Linked DNA regions of Homo sapiens: region 1 is linked to region 2. Evidence: chromatin loops called from intact Hi-C (ENCODE). Cell type or tissue: breast epithelium. All regions are shown on one strand. Each heading gives the region's core, and the rest is flanking DNA. Links, peaks and the distances in the headings are about the cores only.

What was found. Hi-C counts contacts between places; a loop is a spot of excess contacts. Peaks named below come from ENCODE experiments on the same cell type or tissue, not always from the same donor. Only the 100,000 strongest peaks of a DNase experiment are listed, where the experiment ranks them.
Region 1: a loop joins it to region 2, with 23 times the contacts of the local background. A loop is called at or near these places in 1 of 110 quality-filtered maps.

Annotation. Positions count from the first base shown.
Region 1 is chr1:211,314,957-211,319,357 of GRCh38, forward strand. It overlaps RCOR3 (REST corepressor 3), which reads left to right. Exons shown (of 12, transcript NM_001136223.3): 12 at 1-1,429. Among named protein-coding and RNA genes, the nearest start is that of TRAF5, 9.7 kb to the right of the region's middle. In breast epithelium, for the core only: no CTCF peak of the experiment used is centred there; no DNase peak of the experiment used is centred there.
Region 2 is chr1:210,475,520-210,479,920 of GRCh38, forward strand. The region is part of intron 8 of HHAT (hedgehog acyltransferase); the gene reads left to right. Among named protein-coding and RNA genes, the nearest start is that of HHAT, 150 kb to the left of the region's middle. In breast epithelium, for the core only: no CTCF peak of the experiment used is centred there; a DNase peak (open chromatin) is centred at 1,995; H3K27ac peaks cover 347 bases.

The DNA.
Region 1 (4,401 bases), core at 137-4,136, 840 kb after region 2:
CACAGTTGTGCTGTTAACTAAAAATGCTGAGACCCCTTTTTATAGAAAAACAAAAAGACATCAAGTCTTCTTAATTCAACCCATAATCATTAAGTACTTAACAAAGAATATTTTACAAGTGATAGTATTTCAACAATGTGTAATTAATATTTTTGATACAGTGATTTCATATTGGAATCATTATTTGTGCAAAGGGACAGACAGATCACTTAGATTGCTATACTAGTGGACATAGGCTACATGTTTGCACATTCACATTCTTATCACGTGTAGAATACTTCACAAAATAGTCAACATCTAAGGCCCTAATTTATGTTTTGAAAGATCATGTGTTCCCAAAGTATTCCCTATTGTTGGCTCCACAGCCTTAAAGTGCTATAGATTTAAATTCATTGATTAGTTTTAATTTTTAATTTTAGACTGTGTATTTCCATAAATACCCTACGTACTGGCATATTTGAAACTCTTTTTCCAGGTTAGGTCCTTTTCTTTCTCATTGAATCATCTTAAATAGTTCTTGGCCCTGAATTTAGCTGATTTAAAATTCTTAATATTCAAGAATTTATACTTATTTTTTCCTTAAAAGCCACAGGGGACAGTTAAATATCTTAAAATATCTAAAACATTTTTTAAAGCACTTAGATTGTCTTACGTATGTGCATACTATACCTTTACAGCGTTTATTGTCTTGTCTCTTGTCAGTAGACCTTCAGTACACAGTATGTGGGATATGTCAGTCAAGTTGGTCAGCACCAGCATCTGTCCAGCTGTTCAGTATATTGTGATTCATTAAAAAATCTCTTCTATCCCAGACATGGGCCAAGGTGCTGTATCTGAGGGATGTGCTGTAATTTGATTTACATGCATTAGAGCACACAGTAGAAAAACTTTAGCTTCATTAGTAATATGACACATGTATATAGTGAGATGTCTTTATTGTGTGCTTTGCATATTTTGTAAATATTTTGCACGTCATTATTTTTCTTTTTTGTTTAAGCAGTGTTTGGCCTGGAAGAGTGATATGCTTGCTGCTTAATCAAAGGATTAAAGATTTAAAGATGTCTATGTCTTCTATTTTTATATAATTTCATGTTCTATGAGGAATTTAGTACCTCTTCACTGTGAAATTCGAAATAATGATTTTTATAAAAGCAAAACTAGAAATCTTTTAATGACAATTTTCATTAATTTCAGGGTTATCATTTTTGAGAAATCTACACCAAAGTGGTTTTTTAAAATTACATAACTAAAAATAAACCACACTGTGGATACATCTTATAAAACTAATGGAAACAATGTTTTTCTATATGATTTAATTCTAGTGTAATATGGATGAGGTAAGAGTAAGTTATGATCAAACTTTTTATGTTCTTAATAAGCTTGCAATTGAGTAAAATAGAATATAAAATAAAGGTGAAATAATATAAAATTTTGTCTTAATGTAGGCCTACATTCTTTTTAGGAATAGATGTAGAGAGCAAGCCAAGAACGTGACTATCATTTTTAAGAATATTAAAAATTGCAAGTACAGTCATGCCCTTAACAACGGGGATATGGTCTGAGAAAGGTGCTGTTAGGTGATTCTTTTGTGCTGTGAATCAGATTGTACTTGTACCAACATTGGTGGCAAAGTCTACTACACACCTAGGCTATATGGTATAGCCTTTGCTCCTAGGCAACAGTCCTATGCTGTACAGTAATATACTGTACTGAATATCATAGGCAGTTATAACACAGTGGTAATATCTGTGTATCTAAACATAGAAAAGGTATAGTAAAAATACAATATTTTATATATTTATTTTTTGAGACAGGTTCTCACTCTGTCGCACAGGCTGGAGTGCAGTGGCGGGATCTTGGCTCAGCAACCTTTGCCTCCCAGGCTCAAGCAGTTCTCCTGTCTCAGCCTCCTGAGTGTCTGGGATTACAGGCGCCCGCCACCACACCTGGCTAAGTTTTGTATTTTTTAGTAGAGATGGGGTTCCACCGTGTTGGTCGGGCTGATCTTGAAGTCCTGGTCTCAGGTGATCCACCTGTCTTGGCCTCCCAAAGTGCTGGGATTACAGGTATGAGCCACTGCTTCCTGCTGATGTTATAATTTTAAAGAACATCAGTGTATTTGCAGTCACTGACCGAAATATTGTGTGGTGCATGACTGTACTTGGGTTAAAGTACCTAGTTTAGTTATTAAGTATGTTGTATTAATTTTATGTTCCCTCCTGTTATCAAAAGGTTATTTATGAACATTAATAACTGCTAACTAGTTAACACTGGGGTGTCAGGATCTCCTCAAAAAGAATAGTAATCTGACTTCGAACTCTAAGAAGAATCTATCTTTCTCTTTGTGCATGCCCAAAATAAATGACAAATACATTCTTATTAGAGGACACACAAGAAAAAAAGTGTTTTTAAATTTAGCCATTCATTATAGATTACATCGTTTATAAGAAAATAACAGAATAAATGAATACGGAAAGAACCCAAGAATCAAGTTTGAGAAACCATTCCATATTAGAAAATGCCTACAAGAAACTTTTGACATCTGATTTATGGTAGTACCTGAACTGTTTTCACCTAGGAAAGAGTAGGTCATGTGTAACTCCCCACAACTTCTTTATCATAACTGCCTTAGGGAAGGAATGTTCTGCAGCAGTATATTAGTGACAATGGAGTTTGAGAATTAAACATGACAAGGAATGCTCCTAGATGTGTGAGTTTGTGTCTAAAGGGCCATGTGGCTTTATCTGCCCTTTTTTGCTCTCCTAAGTCTATATAGCTAAGGGAGAAACAGTGAAGATCAGAAGTTAATATTGGGTTGAGATGTTTGCCAATTGTCATTACTTGGTTTAAAGTAGACAATTGTTTATTAATAAACGGAACAGTCTTTACAATGCAGTAATCTAAACTTTAGAATCCTAAAGCAGGAATCTGGGTGAGCAGGGTCTCTAAGGAAAAAATGCTGGTGATGTGAAGTGGAGAGATCTAAGAACAGTCTTCACAATGTAAATGAGGTCAAAGTTGATGTCACAGAATGCTTCATATGTTTCCTTCCCTTGGACTATTTTAAGAAAGGTGAAATTTTTATTCTGTACAATTTAATCTTATTTGTAAGGTACAGTTACCAATAACTAAGAAGATGCTGAATAATACCACAACACAAGGTATCTCTTGAGGGATCTGTCTAGTTTACTACCTGGAACAGCTTTCTTATTTGACAGGATTTGGCTTGAAGAGGCCTTTAATCCAAAGACCATTTTGTTGATATCCTGCCTCTTCATCTTTTCCAAAAGAGTTTGAAAATAATCAGAATCATTGAGGGCTTGTGGCCTATATTTGCAAAATAATTGCCCACCAACCTTTAACACAATGAGTTTTCCAACTCCACTAAGCAAGTTACTTAATCTCTGTGAGCCTCATTTTCCTCATTTGGGGAGGAATATATAAACTGGGGCATATAGTACCTGCCCAATGTATGTTAGAGGTTTTTACATGTCTACTTATACCATACCCTTCTTAATAAGGGAAATGTATTGTGACTTTTTTTTTTTTTTTTGGACAGAGTCTCGTTCTGTCACCCAGGCTGGAGTGCAATGGCGCAATCTCAGCTCATTTTTTTAAAAAAATTAAAGTGCAGTGCAAAAATGAGAGATTAATTTCAGTTCAAGATGACAGACTGGACATAGTCTTTTACTTTTCTTACCCATAATCTCCCCCTGCCAGTCTTACTGAAATGACAAGAAATAGAAAAACCAAAATAACCCTTAGCAGTGCTAGGAAGCCAGAGGAGGAGCTACCAGCAGATGGGGATACATTTATGACAAAAGCCAGCAGAATTAAGGAACCTCTAATGTGACAAAGAGCTGAAGCCAGCCTTTTGCTAACAGCCAGCAAAGAACTCAGGCCTTCAGTTCAACAACCTGCCAGGAACTGAATCCTGCCAACATCCATGTGCACTTGAAAATGGATCCTTCCCCAGTTGGGTCTTGAGATGACCAGAACCCAGCTAACAGCTTGATTGCAGCCTATGACTTGAATAACACACCTTTACCTAGTTGAAATGTGGGATCATTCTACCCAACAGCAGAATAAACATTGTTTCCATGTGCACATGAAATATTGCTCAATATCAGCACTACTGACATTTTAGGTTAGATAATTCTTTTTTGTGCATTTAGAATGTTGAACAGCATCCTCAGCCTCTACCCACCAGATACCAGTAGAACCCCCTTCCCCAGTTTGAGAATCAAAAATGTCTCCAGACATGGTCAAATGTCCCATAAGGAGCAAAATCACCTCCAGTTGAGAATCATTGCAATATATCATATTAATAAAATAAAGGAAAAAAGCCATATGATTATGTTGATAGACACAGAAAAGATATTTGACAAAATCCAACACCTA
Region 2 (4,401 bases), core at 132-4,131:
GACAGACTTCCCTTTCAGGATGCCATGGGGTGACCTGAGGGCAGGGGAAGCTAGAACATGGGACTGAATAATTTCATCCTCTTCTTTCTCTTTCTTTTTCTTCCCATGGTTCACTGTGTCACAAGGGATTGGTTTTTTGTTTCATCTTCCTATTCTCTCTTGATGACATATTCTTCTTTAGGGAAGGAAGCCTTGTGGCCCAGCCCTTGTAGGGCGAATGGCGTATTCTTTTTGTAATATGGAGGAAAATAAGTTTTGACTCATTAGATTTGATTCTGAATTTGTGAGCAGCCAGACAACCACTAGGAATGAGGGATTGCTGAGAACAAAATTCATTGTTTTAGTTAAAAAAAAATCCCTGTTAGGATTAACTTATTTATTCTTGTGTAATTATATTGTTAAGTAAGGATTTAGATATTATCATCAATGAGAATCAGAGACACTGATATGTCCCAGATCACAGAGCTGGTATGTGCTAACTGCATTTAAATCCTAATCCTCTTAATAAGGTTTTGAACCATAAGTGTGTTTGCTCATAGAGGAGCATGTGAAAATTTGCGTATTCTGTAGCACTGTGGGTGAATAGGTTTTTTCTTCCTGTTAGACCAAGAAGAAAGGCAGAAGTTTTCTTATCCTTTTTGTGAGTCCTGAGATTGCAGACGATTACAGCTACAGACAACATTTGTTTTGTGTTGCTATGCAGACCTACTGTCATCTTTATTCTAATCCACCTGTCTGTACAGACATTCAAAGACTTTCTCTTGGTATACTAACAAATTCTCTGATACTGTCCAACTGCTTACCTAATGAATAAGATGAATACTTTGTCTTCTGCTAAGAACCACAAACTGTAATTACCTGCAGGGTAAAAGTTAAGACAAATTCTCTGGTTGTCATGCTTGCAAACAATGCTTTATTCTTTAGCATGGTGTATAAGCCTGGCTCCAACCTTCTATTAGAAATTCCTCTCACTCACCTTACTGGCAATAGTGCAGAACAAGTCTTCATTCCTCAGTCCAGCCTATGCAGCTCTCTTACAAACCTCCATGACTTGGGTGCTGGCTTTTTAGTACCATAGGGCACACTCTCTGGACCCTTCTAATATCAGGCAAAATACCACTGAACTTCCGGAGGCCAGGGACTGCTATACCTTACTGTTTTGTATTTGATATTTTGCTTTAACACAGCCAGTGTTTTGGTATTTAGCAAGAGCCTTGCATTAGATTCTTGGTGTCATAAGTAAGATCTGAGGAACAGCCACATCAGTTTCTCCTGGGAGCTTGTTAGAAATTCAGGATCTTGGCTGCCAACTAAAACCCATGGAATCAGAATCTGCTTTTCAGCAAGATCTCCTATGAACAGTGTATGCATATTAACATTTGAGAGTCACTGGGCCAGATGACTTCTCAGGACTTCTCCTCCTTGACATGCCACGGCTCCATAGACTGCCTGGATGATGGCCATGAGTAACTGTAAATATGTTTGAATATTCAATATCTTACATTCACATGGATCACAGGGACCAGGACCCTGAAGAACTTAAATGGGAGTTTTTACTGACTTTACCAGGGGATGGGACCACAAAAGGACTGAAGAGACAGGTGACAACAAACTTGTTGACCAGCTCTAAGGCAGGGAGGGTGCTGGAGGGCAGCTCTTTGGAGGAGGTAAGGAATCAGGGAAGCTCGACTTACAGGTGCTCAAACCATATAAAGGCAACTGATCTACAGCCACAAAAACTTGGGAAAAATGAGTTGCCCCATTTGTTGTCACAGGATGCATTTGGCCTCCAATTAGTTTTCCTGTATATGACTTCTCCCCTTCTCTGCCTTCTTCCCACTGTTTCCCTAGAGTTGCTTTTTGTGTGTAAGAAGCCCACAGGGGAGGGACTCTGCCATTCAGGAAGAAATGCCCAGTTCCTGGTTTCTGGCCGAGTCCTGTAGGCATCCTTCTGTGGATTTTGGAGGATTGCCCACCTGATGTCCACTGCAGGGAGGGATCTAGTTTCCTGTGAGACTATTTACATAGGAGAGCTGACCTACCAGACTTCTGGAAAGCATCATCAGGGGCATGGCCTTACTGTTGAAATAGAGATGACAAGTTCAAGTAGGCATTCCATTTCTGGGAAACTTGCTAGCTGCAGGCTACAGAGGATTTGCTAAGAAGTTAATTAAAATATACATCGTGGGTATCCTACAGGTGGCGCCTGGGTTGTGATTAGTGAGTGATTGCGAGGCAGTCAGGCAAGGTTGCTTGCTGCATTATTTTAATCGAGGTTCTTCAGCTGGGAGTGGGGAACAGGGTTGTCATTAGGAGACTAAGGGAAATGGACTTGCAGAGGCTTGGTAATGGGGGCAGTAGCTCAGATCTTATGACACATTGTCATCATAATGTAAATCTGCAAATAATACTTGTCTAGTTGGTGGCTGACTTAATTGGTAGCAGTAATTGTCATAGCAATATATTTCCAAGATTCCTTGTATTTATGTTGCAGTTGGGATTAGGTCCCCTTCTTGCAGTCTGGTTTTAATGAAAAAACTGAGAGCTAAGATCTTAGGTTCCCCAGGATTTCTCAAGTGAGTTCCTACTACAGAGTGGGATGTGGTATATTTGAGACAGATGTATTTCCTCCTGAGTTGTGTGGTCACTCACTCTAATAGGATTGATCCAGAGGGAAATTCAAGGGACTGGTTTTATATGTTATGTTTTTTGTGTGTTTCATTTTCTATTAGATAGCAGATTTAATTTTCCGAAAGTTTTTAGCGAGATCATTTGCCAATATTTGCCTTTGGCTCAATCATGATCAACTAAAATGTGGCCTAGGTGCCTTCCTTCCTCAAGGCTGTTGGTTGTGAGAGTCCTATCAGTAGAACCAAGAAACTGGACCAGCCCCTTTCCTGGTTTGAGTAAAGACTTCAATTAGAGTTATAAGTGGAATTTGGCTGTGGTCCTTGGCTATTGGGATGGTGAAATAGGAAGGTGAGGGGCCGAATCTCTGGAATCTAAGAAAATCTTTAGCAGCCTAAGGGTTCTAGGTCTCTTGCCTGTGCTTCAGAGGAGAGGGAAGGATGTTAGGTGAGGTGGAGAGTGATTCTCTCCCACTCTGTGAAAGCATCTTCCTAGTGGAGCCTTGACCACAAGGGACTCTTCGGCCCTTTTCCAGCATAATGTAGGCAGAAAGGAATTTTCCTTATGACAAGTAGGGACAGGACCTGCCCTCAAGAAATCTATGCAGGCTGTTCTTGTGTGAGTTTGTCATATATGCACCTCAAAAGTGCCATTTATCCAGTCTTAGATGGATACTCTGGAACTGTTGGCCCCGAGGAATGTGTCATGAAATGTTTTTCTGGTGCTGGGAAGCATTTTTCTGGACCCCTTCCCTCCATAATGAGAGACAAGCATCTGGGAGAGGGTTTGCAGAGTGGTGGCATCTGTGTCATGCCATCTGACCCGTGTGGGCTTAAAGTGTGATCTCTTGGCTGTTGTACTCTGACCACTGAGTGGCTGGTGGAGGTGCCAGCAGCAGGAGTAGCAAACAGTTTGTCAGCTGTTCCCGGGCAAGTTTTATCAGCATCACACTGAACAGAGTGTCCCCTATCGTTTGACCTTTCCCCAGATTATTCTGTAACTTCATATTTGATTCTTGGATGGTCTAGATTATTCTCATCAATACTTCGCTTACAGACTATTTAGACTTGTTGTAGAGCCTCTCAGAATGAATTGTACCTGAAAGTCCAAATTCTCTTTGGTCAAGGAGTATTTATTGAGCACCTACTATGGGCCAACCATTGACAAATGTATATGATACAGAGCTGAATAGAGGAGTCCCTGCCCTCAGGGAGTTAATACTGACAAGTAATGTGTCACAAGACAGGCATGACCATCACTGAGTCTCCATAGCCCCTGAATGTTTAAAAACATTTCCACATCTATTGTCTCATTTGTTGGTTCAGTAGATTAGTCGGAGAAGGCCTTGTTTTTGTCATCTCCATTTTATTGATGAGAAAAATAAAAGCTTAGGTTAAATGATTTGCCCAGAGAGGAGAGTGGCAGACCTGAGACAACACCATGTCATCTCCCAATAGCATGTCCTAGTTTACTTGATGTTGGTTTCTGTAACAGTTTACCAGTGATTAGCTTTAAACTGTCATGTCTTTAAAATGTAAATATTGTGGTCAGTGGATACCTTGAAAACTAAATGAAATTACACTAATTCCCTGAAAATAAGTGAAATAAATTGTTTTGTTTGAATAATTGTACGTCACTTTGACATAAAGTTGTTGGAAAAGCAGAGCAATATTTTAATTCATTTAAAAAGCATTTAAGGGAGTTATGTAATGATGTAGTCTAGAGAATAGAGCATGAGCTTTGGAGTCCAGCAGACTCGGAGTCACATCCTGT